2 separate regions of the Homo sapiens genome follow, and region 1 is linked to region 2. The links are chromatin contacts, found by Hi-C or POLR2A ChIA-PET in ENCODE. All regions are on one chromosome and are shown on one strand. The core of a region is the stretch at or near the end of the contact, and the rest is flanking DNA. Distances in the headings are between cores, read along the strand shown.

Evidence for each region. A loop is a pair of places that touch in the nucleus more often than their neighbours do. ChIA-PET counts read pairs that join two places held with the same protein, here RNA polymerase II (POLR2A). Pooled maps may share reads with other maps.
Region 1: a loop to region 2 is called in a pooled map, with 2.7 times the contacts of the local background. The contact joins the enhancer-like site here to the promoter of ALKBH6 in region 2. A Hi-C loop is called at or near these places in 1 of 168 maps with a recorded cell type or tissue (naive thymus-derived CD4-positive, alpha-beta T cell), 3 of 37 single-sample maps with no recorded cell type and 10 of 50 pooled maps. POLR2A ChIA-PET finds 5 or more read pairs at or near these places in 5 of 52 experiments (CD4-positive, alpha-beta T cell, PC-9, Panc1 and 2 more).

Annotation. Positions count from the first base shown.
Region 1 is chr19:35,908,930-35,916,267 of GRCh38, forward strand. No RefSeq gene overlaps it. Among named protein-coding and RNA genes, the nearest start is that of TYROBP, 4.3 kb to the left of the region's middle. RefSeq lists enhancers at 343-472, 623-672, 773-882. Within about 2 kb of position 3,147, at least 4 of the 41 ENCODE cell types and tissues checked have a DNase peak (open chromatin) inside an H3K27ac peak, as active enhancers do.
Region 2 is chr19:36,011,270-36,018,670 of GRCh38, forward strand. It overlaps ALKBH6 (alkB homolog 6), which reads right to left and starts at 2,944. Exons shown (of 7, transcript NM_032878.5): 1 at 2,906-2,944; 2 at 2,075-2,153; 3 at 1,752-1,820; 4 at 135-195. The coding sequence starts at 2,128. CLIP3 (CAP-Gly domain containing linker protein 3) reads right to left here. Exons shown (of 14, transcript NM_015526.3): 10 at 6,579-6,722; 11 at 6,386-6,509; 12 at 6,117-6,181; 13 at 5,638-5,710; 14 at 3,391-4,943. The coding sequence ends at 4,889. It overlaps LOC101927572 (a long non-coding RNA gene), which reads left to right and starts at 3,233. Exons shown (of 4, transcript NR_170988.1): 1 at 3,233-3,317; 2 at 5,543-5,691. RefSeq lists an enhancer at 3,334-3,433.

The DNA of each region.
Region 1 (7,338 bases), core at 1,897-4,396, 100 kb before region 2:
GGGTCTGACCCTTGTCAGCTTTTTAAAAGCATCAGCTATGATGATGATTATTTAATCATCAGAAACTTGTGCTGTTTAAAGGATATTAAAAGAGCCAGCAGCATGTGGGCACTAATGACATGCAGGCACTCTGTCCCAAGCGTTAAATCATTCAGTCCCCGCAATGCCCTTCTAGGGCACATGCTCTTATCATCCCCATTGTTCAGAGAGGTAGAGACGCTTGCCTAAGGCTGCACAGCAAATCAAGGTGGAAATGGAACCCAAGACCCAAAATCAGGTTTTTGACTAGGGAAGAGTCAGGGGGAAAAACAAAGATGAAAGATGGGGAAGGAGAAAACAGCGGCAAAGCTGAGAAAGGTGAGAGTAAGGCAGTGGCACAGACACAGAGGCACGGCTGGCGGCTTGGGGAGAGGCAGGTGGCTGGCTCTCCTGCTGAATGAGGAAGTGGCTGGGAGCAAGGCCCAAGGGAGGCCACCCCAAGGAGACGGGGACTTCTAGCCCCCAGCTGGAGCCTGGGGCTGGGGAAGGAGGAACCTGAGGTTAGGGTGCTGGAGGATGAGACAGCTGCAGGAAGCCCCCCTCCCCCATCCACACGTCACACCCACCGCTCCTTGGGCCTGGGCTTAGGAGAAAAAAGGGGAAACTGGATTCTGGTCACAGGGCAGATGCCCAGTGGCCTGTGGGGGAAGGGAGGAGAGGAGATTTGGAGCCTGGAGGAGGGTCAGGTCCCAGCTCAGCCCACGGTCACCACTGTTCAGGCCTGGCTGAGTCCCCTCCCTTAAAAACCCAAGCCTCTCCCATTGTGTCTAGAGCGAGCATGGAGGGAACAGACCCTGTAGGTCCTCCCGGGCACACCAGGCCACCCAATGTGTTGGAGCAGAGTGGGCGAGGGGGCAGTCAGAGACCAGAGCAGGGCTCTGAGCCAGGAGGGCCCTGACCTGACTCAGGGGTTCACAGGTTCCCTCCGGCCGCAGGTGGGGAGCAGACTGTGGAGGCAGGGACTGGAGCAGGGAGGCCAGGCTGCTGGGATATTTGTGAGGATATTGTGAGGTCTATTAGAATAATGCCTGGTTGAGTTCAAGACCAGCCCGGCCAGCATGGTGAAACCCCATCTCTACTAAAAATTAGGCTGGGCACGGTGGCTTATGCCTGTAATCCCAGCACTTTGGGAGGCTGAGGCGGGCGGATCACGAGGTCAGGAGATCGAGACCATCCTGGCCAACATGGTGAAACCCGGTCTCTACTAAAAATACAAAAAATTACCTGGGCATGGTGGTGGGCACCTGTAGTCCCAGCTACTCAGAAGGCTGAGGCAAGACAATACCTTGAACCTGGAAGGTGGAGGTTACAGTGAGCTGAGATCGCGCCACTGCACTCCAGCCTGGGCGACACAGCAAGACTCTGTCTCAAAATAATGATAATAATAATAAAGGGCCAAGCGCGGTGGATCACGCCTGTAATCCAACACTTTGGAAGACCGAGGTGGGCGGATCCCCTGAGGTCGGCAGTTCGAGACCAGCCTGACCAATATGGAGAAACTCGGTCTTTACTAAAAAATACAAAATTAGCCTGGCGTGGTGGCGCGTGCCTGTAATTCCAGCTACTCAGGAGCCTGAGGCAGGAGAATCGCTTGAACCCAGGAGGCAGAGGTTGCAGTGAGCAGAGATTGCGCCATTGCACTCCAGCCTGGGCAACAAAAGCGAAACTCAGTCTCAAAATAATAATAATAATAATAATAATAATAATAATAATAATAATAATAATAAACTTTCACTCCTGCTCTAAAACTTACCTTGGTTTCTCACTCTGCCTTATGTCCCTTGGTCAAATTCTTTTTTGAGGAGGCAAGGATTGAGGTTGCTGCAGACCCCTATGGATTCACTGCTGCGAACATACTTCGGTACCGTGTGACTTGGATATGTTCCATGCTAAAAATTAGTATGTCCAGTCTCGAGTTCTCAGCTTAGCTTGATAAAAATCCTCCCTCAGCCAGGTGCAGTGGCTCACACCTGTAATCCCAGGCGTGATTTTGGATTTTGGGACTTTAGGAGGCCAAGGAGGGTGGATCACCTGAGGTCAGGAGTTTGAGACCAGCCTGGCCAACATGGTGAAACCCTGTCTCTACTAAAAATACAAAAACTAGCCAGACATGGTGGCAGGCGCCTGTAATACCAGCTACTTGGGAGGCTGAGGCAGGAGAATCGCTTGAACCTGGGAGGCAGAGGTTGCAGTGAGCCAAGATCATGCCATTGCACTCCAGCCTGGATGACAAGAGTGAGACTTTGACTCAGAAAAAAAAAAAAAATCCTCCCTCAGTCCTTCAGCATCAGCCTCCTAGTCTCATCCTCCCCACTTCAGCCAGGCCTGGGCTGTCCCCAGAAGATATTCCCCAAGCACCATCCAGTCATACGGATGTGGCCATAGGGGCTGGAATCAGGGTCCTAGAGCGCCACCTTTAGTTGCTGAGATGTGGGAAAGTCCAAGGGGTCCCCAAAGAATGGACTCGGGTGGTAGCAGACATCTGTGGGCTATGTGGGCTCTTTACTAACCAGAAGTGGAATGTTTCAACATTTTAGCAACCAATACAACTGTGCTGATGCAGACCACAGGTGGCAGGTCTGGGCTGGCCTCTGGGCTAGAGGACGGATAAAACACTCTCTTTGGCCAGGCATAGTGGCTCACACCTGTAATCCCACCACTTTGGGAGACTGAGGCGGGTGGATCACTTGAGGTCAGGAGTTTGAGACCATCCTGGCCAACATGGTGAAACCCCGTCCCTGCTAAAAAATACAAAAATTAGCCAGGCGTGGTGGTACACATCTGTAATCCCAGCTACTCAGGAGGCTAAGGCAGGAGAATCGCTTGAACCTGGGAGGCAGAGGTTGCAGTGAGCCGAGATCGCACCACTGCACTCAAGCCTGGGCAACAGAGCAAGACTCCGTCTCAAAATAAACAAAACAAAACAAAACAAAAAAACCCTCCCTCTTTGGATGAAGGAAGAAGCTGAGATTCAGGGCACCCAGCAACAAGGCGCTGCCCCAAGACACTGCCAGACTCCTGGAAGCTGAGCTGAGGGCCTCCACACAAGATCAAGAGGTGAGTGTCTCACCCTCTCTGGGCAGCAGGCCAAGAGTTGGGGAAGCCAACGCTGACTTTCCCAGAAACCAGGTAGTGTGTTGGCCTGTGACCAGCTCACTTCTGTGGAAGCTACAGTCCCTCCCCACTCTCCCAGCTTCCACACTGGCCCCTCCACAGCCTGTCCTCCTCAAAGCAGCTGGAAGCTTTGTAAAACATCAGATGAATAGAGGCCAAGGCAGAAGGATCGCTTGAGGCCAGGAGTTCAAAACCAGCCTGGGCAACATAACGAGACCCTGTCTCTAATTCTTTTTTTTTTTTTTGAGATGGAGTTTTGCTCTTGTCGCCCAGGCTGGAGTGCAGTGGCGCGATCTCCGCTCACTGCAACCTCCACCTCCCGGGTTCAAGCAATTCTCCTGCCTCAGCCTGCCGAGTAGCTGGGATTACAGGCATACGCCACCATGCTTGGCTAATTTTGTATTTTTAGTAGAGATGGGGTTTCTCCATGTTGGTCAGGCTGGTCTCGAACTCGCAACCTCAGGTGATCCACCTGCCTCCGCCTCGCAAAGTGCTGGGATTACAGGCGTGAGCCACCGTGCCCAGCTCTAATTATATTTTTAAAAATAGGCTGGGCATGGTGGCTCACGCCTGTCATGCCAACACTTTGGGACACCAAGGCAGGCATATTACTTGACCTCAGGATTTCAAGACCAGCCTGGGAGCCAGGCGTGATGGCTCAAGCTTGTAAATCCCAGCACTTTGGGAAGCTGAGGCAGGTGAATTGCTTGAGCCCAGAAGTTTGAGACCAGCCTGAGCAACAGGGCAAAATCCCAGCTCTACAAAAAATACAAAAATTAGCCCAGCATGGTGGCACCTACCTGTAGTCCTAGCTACTAGGGAGGCTGAGGTGGGAGGATCACCTGAGCCTGGGGAGGCAGAAGCTACAGTGAGCTTTGATTGTGCCACAGCAGTCCAGCCTGGGCCACAGAGTGAGACCCTGTCTCAAAAAAGAAAAAAATTAATTAATTTAATTTAAAAATCAGACAAATAGCCTAATTTTTAAGTGACCAAAACATTTGAACAGACACTTCACTAAAGATGAGACGTGAAGGCCGGGCGTGGTGGCTCACTCCTGTAATCCCAGCACTTTAGGAGGCCAAGGTGGGCGGATCACCTGAGGTAAGGAGTTCGAGACCAGCCCAGCAAATATGGTGAAACCACATCTCTGTTAAAAACACAAAAATTATCTGGGCGTGGTGGCAGTTTCCTATAATTCCATCTACTCAGGAGGCTGAAGCAGGAGAATCCCTTGAACCCAGGAGACAGAGGTTTCAGTAAGCCGAGATCGCACCGCTGCACTCCAGCCTGGGCAACAGAGCAAGACTCCATCAAAAAAAAAAAAAAAAAGCCAGCGTGGTGGCTCACGCCTGTAATCCCAACACTTTGGAAGGCCAAGGCGGGCAGATCACCTGAGGTCAGGAGTTCAAGACCAGCCTGGCCAATATGGTGAAACCCCATCTCTACTAAAAATACAAAAATTAGCCAGGCACGGTGGCAGGCATCTGTAATCCCAGCTGCTTGGGAGGCTGAGGCAGGAGAATCACCTGAACCTTGGAGGCAAAGGTTGTAGTGAGCTGAGATCAAGCCATTGCACTCCAGCCTGGACGACAAAAGTGAGACTCCATCTCAAAAAAAAAAAAAGAAGAAGAAGAAGAAGAGACATGAATGGCCAGGAAGCCTGTGAAAAAGTGCTCAGCACTATTAGTCATTAGGGAAATATAAACGAAACCTCAGTGAAATGTCACTGCACGCCCACTTAAATGACTAAAATTAAAAAGACTGACCCTATCGAGTGTCAGCAGAAATGTGGAGCAGTTGGAAATCTCAGACACTGCCGGTGGAAATGAAAAATAGAGCAACCGCTTTGGAAAATAGTCGGTTGTTTCCTTTAAACATTCTGCAGTAGCTCACACCTGTCATCTCAGTGCCTTAGGGGACTAAGGTGAGAGGATCTCTTGAGGCCAGAAGTTCAAGATCAGCCTGAGAAACATAGCAAGATACCATATTTACAAAAATTGTTCTTTTTTTTGAGACAGAGTCTCATTCTGTTACCCAGGCTGGAGTGCAGTGGCACGATCTCAGCTCACTGCAACCTCCGCCTCCTGGGTTCAAGCAATTTTCATGCCTCAGCCTCCTGAGTAGCTGGGATTACAGGCACCCACCACCACGCCCGGATAGTTTTTTGTATTTTTAGTACAGGTGGGCTTTCACCATGTTGGTCAGGTTGTTCTCAAAGTCCTGACCTCTGGTGATCCACCCTCCTCAGCCCCCCAAAGTGCTGGAATTAGAGGCGTGAGCAACTGTGCCTGGCCTAATTTTTCTATTTTTCATACAGATGGGCTTTCACCATGTTGGTCAGGCTGATCTCGAACTCCTGACCTCAACTGATCCGCCTGCCTCAGCCTCACAAAGTGCTGAGATTACAGGCGTGAGCCACTCTGCCTGGCCCAAATTTTTTTTTTTTTTTTTTTTTTTTTTTTGAGATGGAGTCTCTCTCTGCCGCCCAGGCTGGAGTGCAGTGGCTCGATCTCGGCTCATTGCAGCCTCCCCGTCCCAGATTCAAGCGATTCTCCTGCCTCAGCCTCCCAAGTAGCTGGGATTACAGGCATGAGCCACCACACCTGGCTAATTTTTGTATTTTTTTAGTAGGGACAGGGTTTCGCCATGTTGGCCAGGCTGTTCTCACACTCCTGGCCTCAAGCGATCCTCCCACCTCAGCCTCCTAAAGTTCTGAGATTACAGGCATCAGCCACCATGCCTGGCCCCCAAAATTGTTTTAAATTAGCTAGGCGTGGTGGAGCACACTTGTGGTCCCAGCTACTCAGGAGTCTGAAGCAGGAAGGTTGCCTGAACCCAGGGATTGGAGGTTGCAGTGAGCTATCGTGGCACTACTGCACTCCAGCCTGGGTGACAGAAGGAGACCCTGTTTCAAGAGAAAGAAAAAAGGAAGGAAGAAGGAAGGGAGGGAGAGAGAGAGAAAGAAAGAAGGAAAGAAAAGAAAGAAGAAAGAAAGAGAGACAAAAAGAAAGAAAAGAAAAGAAAAAAAAGAGGCTGGGGGCGGTGGCTCACGCCTGTAATCCCAGCACTTTGGGAGGCTGAGGTGGGCAGATCACAAGGTCAGGAGATCCAGACTATCCTGGCTAACACGGTGAAACCCTGTCTCTACTAAAAATACAAAAATATTAGCCAGGCATGGTGGTGGGTGCCTGTAGTCCCAGCTACTCGGGAGGCTGAGGCAGGAGAATGGCGTGAACCCAGGAGGCGGAGCTTGCAGTGAGCCGAGATTGCGCCACTGCACTCCAGCCTAGGCAACAGAGTGAGACTCCATCTCAAAAAAAAAAAAAAAAAAAGAAGGGGATGTGTGATGTGTTCAATGACATTAGGGAACCCACTGAATCTCTAGGAGGTCCAAGAAATCAGTCCCTGAGCTACACAGATCAGATCCTACTCCTGCCTTGGGGAGCAAACACCTCAGCTCCACTGCTAAAGTGATCTGGGACCTTCTGTGAAGGCTTCTGTCATTTGCATCAGACACTGGGGGAAGTTTGGCAATTTCTAAGAAATTTAAACATAAACACACCATACAACCCAACACTCCCACTCCTAGGTATTTACCAAAGAGAAGTGAAAACGTGAGTTTATACAAAAACCAGTACCATATATTAATAGTGGCTTTGTTCATAATTGCCCCAAACTGGAAACAACCGAATGGTTCTTCACTGGATGAATGGATAAACAAGTTGTTTATCCATTTTTTTGAGATCCACACGGTGGGATACTACTCAGCAATAAAAAGGAATGAACTATTTTTACTTATCTTTTTATTGGAGAAAGGGTCTTGCTCTGTTACGCAGGCTGGAGTGCAGTGGTGCAATCATGGCTCACTACAGCCTCAACTTATTGGGCTCAAGCGATCCTCCCACTTTAGCCTCCCAAGTAGCTGGGACTATAGGTGCGCATCACCATGCCCAGCTAATTTTTATATTTTTCATAGAGATGATGTTTTGCCATGTTGCCTGGGCTGGTCTTGAACTCCTGGCCTCAAGCGATCCTCCCACCTCATTCTCCCAAAGCCCTGGAATTACAGGTATGAGTCACTGCACCTGGCCTCACCAATATTTTTTTCTCCCCTTCTTCTTCTATAGGTGTGAGCCACCACGTCTGTTTTTTTTTTTTGTTTTTTTTTTTTTTTTGAGATGAAGT
Region 2 (7,401 bases), core at 1,694-4,193:
CTTCAGAATCCTCCTGGCTCTTGGGGCCCCTTGAGCTGTCAGGGACCCTCTGATGTCTTAAGTCTATTGGACCTGAGTCCCCTGCCCCAGCCTACATCCCAGAATCACTCCTGCCCCCAGCCAGGGATACTTACCCCAGTTCTGTAACTTTCTCCCAGAGAGCTGGGTCCACTTTGGCTTTGGGGCATTAAAAACCTAAGAGGTGGGAAGGGGGTCACTCCTTTCTCAGGATCACCCCTCTATGATCCTCCCACCTAGACCAACATAGGGGCCTTTACCTCCGGGATGGAAATGGGTCATCTGTGTCTGTGGGACCATTCCCTGGGGCGGTGGGTTCCTAGGATTTTGTGGTTTGCCTTTTTTCCTGGGAACGCCTTTGGCCCCAAAGCCCACCTGTGTCTACCAGGATTTAGGAATCAGGGCTGCACAACCGTGGTCTGAGAGTTGTGGGTCTCACAATCTACTCAGAGTTCTGGGGCTGGACAGGGCTCTTTCAGCCCAGCAAATAGTCTGCATTCTAATTTCCTGATTCCGTGCCAAACCTGGTTGCTCATGCCTGTAATCCCAGCACTTTGGGAGGCCGAGGCGGGCAGATCACTTGAGGTCAGGAGCTCGAGACCAGCCTGGCCAACATGGGGAAACCCCGTCTCTACTAAAAATACAAAACTTAGCTGGGCATGGTGGCATGCACCTGTAATCCCAGCTACTTGGGAGGATGAGACAGGAGAATCGCTTGAACCTGGGAGGCGGTGTGGTGTCACACGCCTGCAATCCAAGCTACTCAGGAGACTGAAACACAAGAATCAGTTGAACCCAGGAGGCGGAGGCTACAGTGAACCGAGATCACGCCACTGCAGTCCAGCCTGGGCGACAGAGCAAGATTGTCTCAAAAAACAAACAAACAAAAATTCCTGATTCCTGGGCTCTCTGAGGACAGTTTGAGTTCTGCAACCGACTTGTTCCTATTGCCTGGGGGAGGGAGTATGCAAAGCTGGGCTATCTCAGCACAGCAAAGAAAGTACTTTGAAAATCTTCCACTGCCAAGATCCTAATGATCTAGAATGGGCTATCTCAGTCCAACAAGTCTAGCTCTAGTTGATAATCTACTCATTCCCTTCATGGTTATGGAGCTGTACTGGGCTATTTCAGCCCAGGAATTCTATAATATGTAGATTTTTCAATGCCAAGAACGCAAAGGTCTGGAATGGGCTATCTCAGCAAAAAAGTCTGTGTTCTGTAGCTAATTTTTTCCTGGACTCAAGATCAGTGGGTTACTCCAACACAGGGAAGATCTGTGCTCTGTAACTTAGGCACTGGGGCTGCAAAGGGCAGGAACTCTGAGCTTTGAAAATTCTTCTTTCCCCAAACCTTAAGAACAGAATGCAGACTGGGCCATCTCAGCGTAGATGGTCTGTATTTGGTAACCTTATTGTGCTCTGGGTCTATGCTGGGCTATTTTAGCACAGGAAAGAGTTTACTGGGCTATCTCAGCACAGAAATCTGAATACAAAATTCTTTACTCCCCAGTCTCAATGATCTGAACTGGGCTATCTCAGCCTATGTTTATAACCCCCTATTCTCTAAGCTAGCAGGATTGGGCTATCTCAGTAGAGGGAGTATGAGCTCTGTAACTTCCTTGTTCCTTCTGTCGGGGTCTTCACTGCAGCCTTGGGGGCTCTCATACAGAGGATGGACATTGGGGAGGAATATGGGAAGAGTGGGAAAACAGACCAGTAGGGCACTGAGGTCACCTGTCGAAGCAAATACTCCTCCTCTTCTTTGGAGATGAAGTCAGGGACATAGTAGATTACAGGTGGTGCCTAGGATAGAAAGACCCCCTGAAGGTGTGGCCCTTCAACCCACACAGAGGACATATCATCACAGAGCAACCCCTATGCCTGGAGACAGGCTCAGGATGTCCTCAGACAGGTCAGGGTCTAAAGTCAAGGGACCAGTGCCATTCCAGAATGGACTCTGACAGTAAGAATGAATTTGGTGGAAGGGGGCAGTCCCAACCCAAGAACTCAGGAATCAGCCTGCCTCCTTCACCCTCTGCACCCTGAGTTCTGACAACCTGCTCCACTCTGAACGGTTCCAGGGCTGGGACTCTGGCGTCCTGCTCCTCCATCAACACCAACTCCTTGCACCCAATCCTGTAGGGAGGGGAGGACATACTGAAGTCACTAGGCCTCCCGCCCTAACACCATGATGCAGCATTCCACCCCATCACAGGCCAGGCCTCACCTCAGCCCTCTTCTGAAACGCACTTGGTCTCTAAAATCTGAGTCTTCAGCATCTTACAAGCCACACAGAGAGCCCCTACGTTCCATGCCCGGACACAATGAGCCCCAAGAATAATCCCCCATTACTCTGTCCACTAAGGGCCCATCCAACTACACATATGCCTTCTCAATCCTCCCACAGAGAACATTCTCTGGCCCCACACACAGGGAGCCTTTCTCAAAAGCTCTACACATAGCCCCCAGGGCTGCACTCCAGAGCCCCTTTAAACACCTTGAGACCCCGCTTCAGACCTGCAACTGTGAGCCCGGCTATCAACACTCAGCGACCCCCGCCCCCCACCGAATCCCATTCTGTGCACTCCTGTGACCCCAATCTGAGCCTCCTCAGACATGTCCACCCTCAGCCTCCTCGGATCCCCCCATTTGGACGCCCCTCGGATTTCCCCTCCTGAGCGCCCCTTCACTCCAGCACCCTGAGATCTTTAGCTCTGAGGCTGACTCCCAAATCTTCTTCCCTCCCTGAACCATTCAGATCCCCGACTCCGAGCCTTTTAGGACTCCAAGCTCTGAGCCTCCTCGGACTCCTACTCTGGGCTCCCCCGGATCCCCACTTTCAGCCCTATTGACATCCATCTCTACCCCCAGCACTCCCCAAAACTGACCGTCCACCAGCGTCCCCTCCAATTTCCAAATTCAACATCCCCATCCCCCTCCCAGCCATTTCCGCCCCACATTACAGACGCAGAGTCCGCAGGCCAATGGGAGCTCCCAGAGGCTTCAAGGGCCCGCCTTCCACCCAATCGGCGCTCTCACTCAGTATTCGCCCGCCCCCTTCATGCTCGCCTAAGGATAGGCCGCGCCTCCTGGCCTCTGAGCCATTGGCAGGAGGGCGTGGGCGGGGCATCGTCGTCTGGCACTGGCCACTCAGAACTTAGGAACTGAACCTGGCCATTGGCGGAGTGGACCCCGATGGGTGGGACGGGGGCGGCAGCCGTGACAGCCGCGGGAAGACATGAGAGGCTGCTAGAAGGACTTCCCGCGGCCAGCGCCATCACCTGCCCACGCCGCAGGGAGGTGAGACTGAAGGAAGCACTTCCTTTCCCGTCTTCTCCCAGCAAGGGAAACCCCCAATGACCCGACACAGAGAGGCCATAGAAACGTCTTTATTGAAGAGGACAGGAGTCATGCTGAGTTTGGGGACATGCAGTGAAGGGGCAGTCGTGAGCTGTCCTTGGTGGTCGGGGCCCCAGGTCCGCCCTGGACCCCCTGGGCCTTCAGGTTCTCCCTCGAGCTGTTGGTCTGGCCCAGGTGCTGTGGGGTCCTTTGAGGCCAGTGACTAGAACGTAGATTGAAATCGGGGTTCCAGGATTTGAGATCCCCTCAGGGCCTTGGGGCCTTCCATTTATTAGAGATGGAGGCTTTAGGATTTGGGGTTCCCTTAGGGCTGGGGCTCTTGGAATTTGGTGTCTTGAAACCCATGGACTCGGGGCATTGAAATTCTCCAGTTTCCAGGGATGGGAATTCCTGTGTGGGGTTTCCTGGTGCCTGTGAATAGGGCTTGAGGTGTCTGGGAGCCTGGAATGCATATCCTGACTGCAGTCTCCTCCATACCAGGCACAAGGACCTCATGATTGGGTTTCCTGGGGACTTGGGATTGGATTTTCAAATTTGGGATTCCCTGGGGATTTGGGATTCCATGATTTGGGGGTCCTAGGAGTTACGGCATTGGGGTCTTCTAGGGGCTGTAGGACTTGAGGGCACAGGGGAGTTTGGGACGTGTGTACTCTAGGGTTTGGGATCCCCAGAGTCCTAGAATGGGGCCTCCAAATTTTGGGGTCCCCCAAAGGGGGAAGTCGTTACTTAAAAAATAGAGAATTTTCTGGGAGTCTGGCCAGCACAGGAGCTGTGGGCCATGTGGGGTGGGCTTCATACAAGGCACTGGGGGTTTCTTGAGGGTGCAGAGGGTAGGAAGACTTGGGGGGTCCTGTAATTAGCACTTCCAGGACTGTTTTGGTGTCTGTAAATTAGGGGTGACAGTGGGCTGGTTATGGTGGGTTTCTTCTTGAGGGATAAGAACAAGGGTCTTTGTTAATGAAGGAAGTCTCTGATTGAGGGGTTGGAATCTAAGGGCTTCAGGGTGACCATGGGGTCACGACATCTTGAGAGGACTGATGTTAAATGGGGAACAATGACATGAATGTCTGTTACTCTTTTGCTTTGGGGGTGTGACCTATGTTTATTTCAAGAGGACTTAAGGGGCAGTGTTTGTTAATGGGGAGGTTTCTGATCCAGGGTTGGGTGATTCAAGAATGTTCTGTTGTAATGCATTATGTGGAGAGGGTCACCATCATTTGGGGTGATATGGAAATCTGTTAATCTGGGAATCTGCTCTGAGGGGTTGGGGATAGGGACTAGCCTGAAGGTGCTACTCAGGGAATCTCTTTCTGGGTGACATGGGGTCTGTATTTGGGGGTTATTATGGGAGTATCTGTTAATAATGGGGCCTCAATGATCGAGGGCTGGCTAACAGGGGTCTCTACTCTGGATGTGTTACTGGGAATCTCTATCTCAGGGTGACTCAGGGCTCCTCGGGTGTCAGGAGATGCTAGTGGGGACTCTGTCTCTTTGTCAGGTGTCCAGGGCCTCTAAGACTGCATCTCCGCCCTCAGCATCCAGGGGAACCAGCAGCAGAACAGCAACCTGGAAAGGAGGATGACAGGGTCACGCCCTTAGGCAGGCAGCGGGGACATCTGCACCCATCACCCCCAGCCTTTCCCCCAGTGTTTGCTATCAGGCCTTTCTGGATTCTGCCTCTACCTCTCTGGCTGTGGTTTGTTTGTTTGTTTGTTTTCTGAGATGGAGTCTCACTCTGTCACCCAGGCTGGAGTGCCATGGCACGATCTCGGCTCACTGCAACCTCTGCCTCCCAGGTTCAAGCAATTCTCCTGTCTCAGCCTCCCGAGTAGCTGGGACTACAGGTGTATGCCATTGTGTCCGGCTAACTTTTGTGTTTTTGGTAGAGACGGGGTTTCACCATGTTGGCCAGGCTGGTCTTGAACTCCTGACCTCAGGTGATCCGCCTGCCTTGGCCTCCCAAAGTGCTGGGATTAAAGGCATGAGCCACCCCGCCCGGTCTCTAGCTGTTGTTCTGAGGCTCGTATGGAGTGAAGGGTGTTCTGCTTCCTTTACCGGCCCACCCGAAAGTGGAATTCACTAGAATTCAGTGCGGGGCCCTACACCCTAAAGACTGTTTCTGGGTATGCTTACAAGTCACAAGTTTTCCTAACCTCTCTTTCCAGCCCTGACCAGAGCTCCAGACCTCTGGGTCCAACTGCCTTATGGATCCCTCTCCCTGAATGTCACATAGGAGAGGGGACAGGGGTTGGCCACACACCTGGAAATGGAGTTCTCTGATGCAATGTCCTTTGGGGTCCGGACTGTGGTGAAGGTGCGTTTGGGCTGCGTCACTGAAGAGGAGGGCAGGATGTCAAGTGAGGGGATGACAGACCACCTGTGTCCTCAATACCCATCCAGACCCCTTCTCATTAATACCTCCCCATGTCTCCAGTCCCCACCTGGATCCTACATTCCCAATACCCATCTGGGCCTCTTGTCCATAATTCCCACCATGTCCCCCAGTGACTATCCCTGTCCCCAGTATCTGCTCAACCTCATGTCCCCGAAGAGCCTTGTTGCTAATTTCCTCATATCCTCTAGCACCTATCTTTTTGTGGACCTTGTCTCATCATTTTCCTGGACCCTGTGTCCCCAATTAAATACCAGAGACTGTCACCAGTATATACCTGAGAACCCATGACCCTTCCTCCCATCCCCAAACGTACACTCCTCCCAACATATCATCCCCTAACTCACTTGTCACTTGATGCACTTTTTTGGCTCCAACGCTGTCCCCGGGGGAATCAGTGGATCCGCCAATCCTGAGGAGACACGGGGAGGGGGAGAAGTCAGAGCCACAAAAGGCCAGGGTCTGACTGAGAGCTGGGCCCCAGGGATCTATGAGGAAAGGGCTGGGGGCTCGGGGGTGTCCACACTGTCCTGCTGGTCTGGGAGGAGGAGGCCATCTGAGGGGGGATCAGGGCTCCAGGTGGTGCCCTGGGTTTGGGCTGGAAGTTTGGGCTCACCTCTGAATACGGGATGCTGGTGCGAAGACCCCATGCCTCGGGGGGCAAGTGAAGTACCGGACACCGAAGACAGAGCCATCATGCTTGCCTGTGGGCTGGTCCAGCTCAATGCCATACCAGTAACCTGCAGCACGAGGGTGTCAGGATTTCTCAAGGCCCTGCCTGCCTCCCGGCCCAGAGTCCCCATCCTCACCTGGGGCAAAGTCTGTCTTCCCGTAGAAGCGCACGATCCCCTGCTTCTGGCCCGCGACAAGGACCTGGTCTCCAACCTCAGCCTTGGCCCCGTCACGCTGCTGCAAGCTGCCCAGAGATGGGGATGATGGGGTCTTCTTCTTGCCTAAGGGTAGAAGGTGTAGGAGGTGGGTAGTGGGGCTGAGGCCAGCTTTGGGAACCTCGTGCCACCTGGAAAACCCCAAGGTAGAAAACCCTGTTCTTCGTTTGAAGTGAAACTGAATCCCAGATGCCAGAGAATTAGGAAGGGGCTTTAGGCCTGAAGGGAAACTGAGTCAGAGAACCTGAAGAACCCCAAAATCCTTTCTCAAAGCTGAGGATATGTTGGATAAGGAAAAGCTGAGTCAGAAGTCAGGAACCCAGAAACTGTCCTTTTAAAATGAAGGGAAAATTGGGTCCGAGAGTAAATCAGGCCATGTGCAGTGGCGCAGGCCTGTAATCCCAACATTTTGAGAGGCCGAGGCGGGCAGATCACTTGAGGTCAGGAGTTTGAGACCAGCCTGGCCAACATGGCAAAACCCTGTCTCTACAGAAAAAAATACAAACATTAGCCAGATGTGGTGGTGGGCACCTGTAATCCCAGCTACTCGGGAGGCTGAGGCACGAGAATTGCTTGAACCCGGGAGGCGGAGGTTGCGGTGAGCCAAGATCGTGCCACCACGCTCCAGCCTGGGCAACAAGGCGAGACTCTTGACTCAAAAAAAAAAAAAAAAAAAAGTAGATCAAATGACAAAAGACAGGATCTCCAAGGATTCTTCCCTAAAACTGGGGGAGACCTTTGGGTC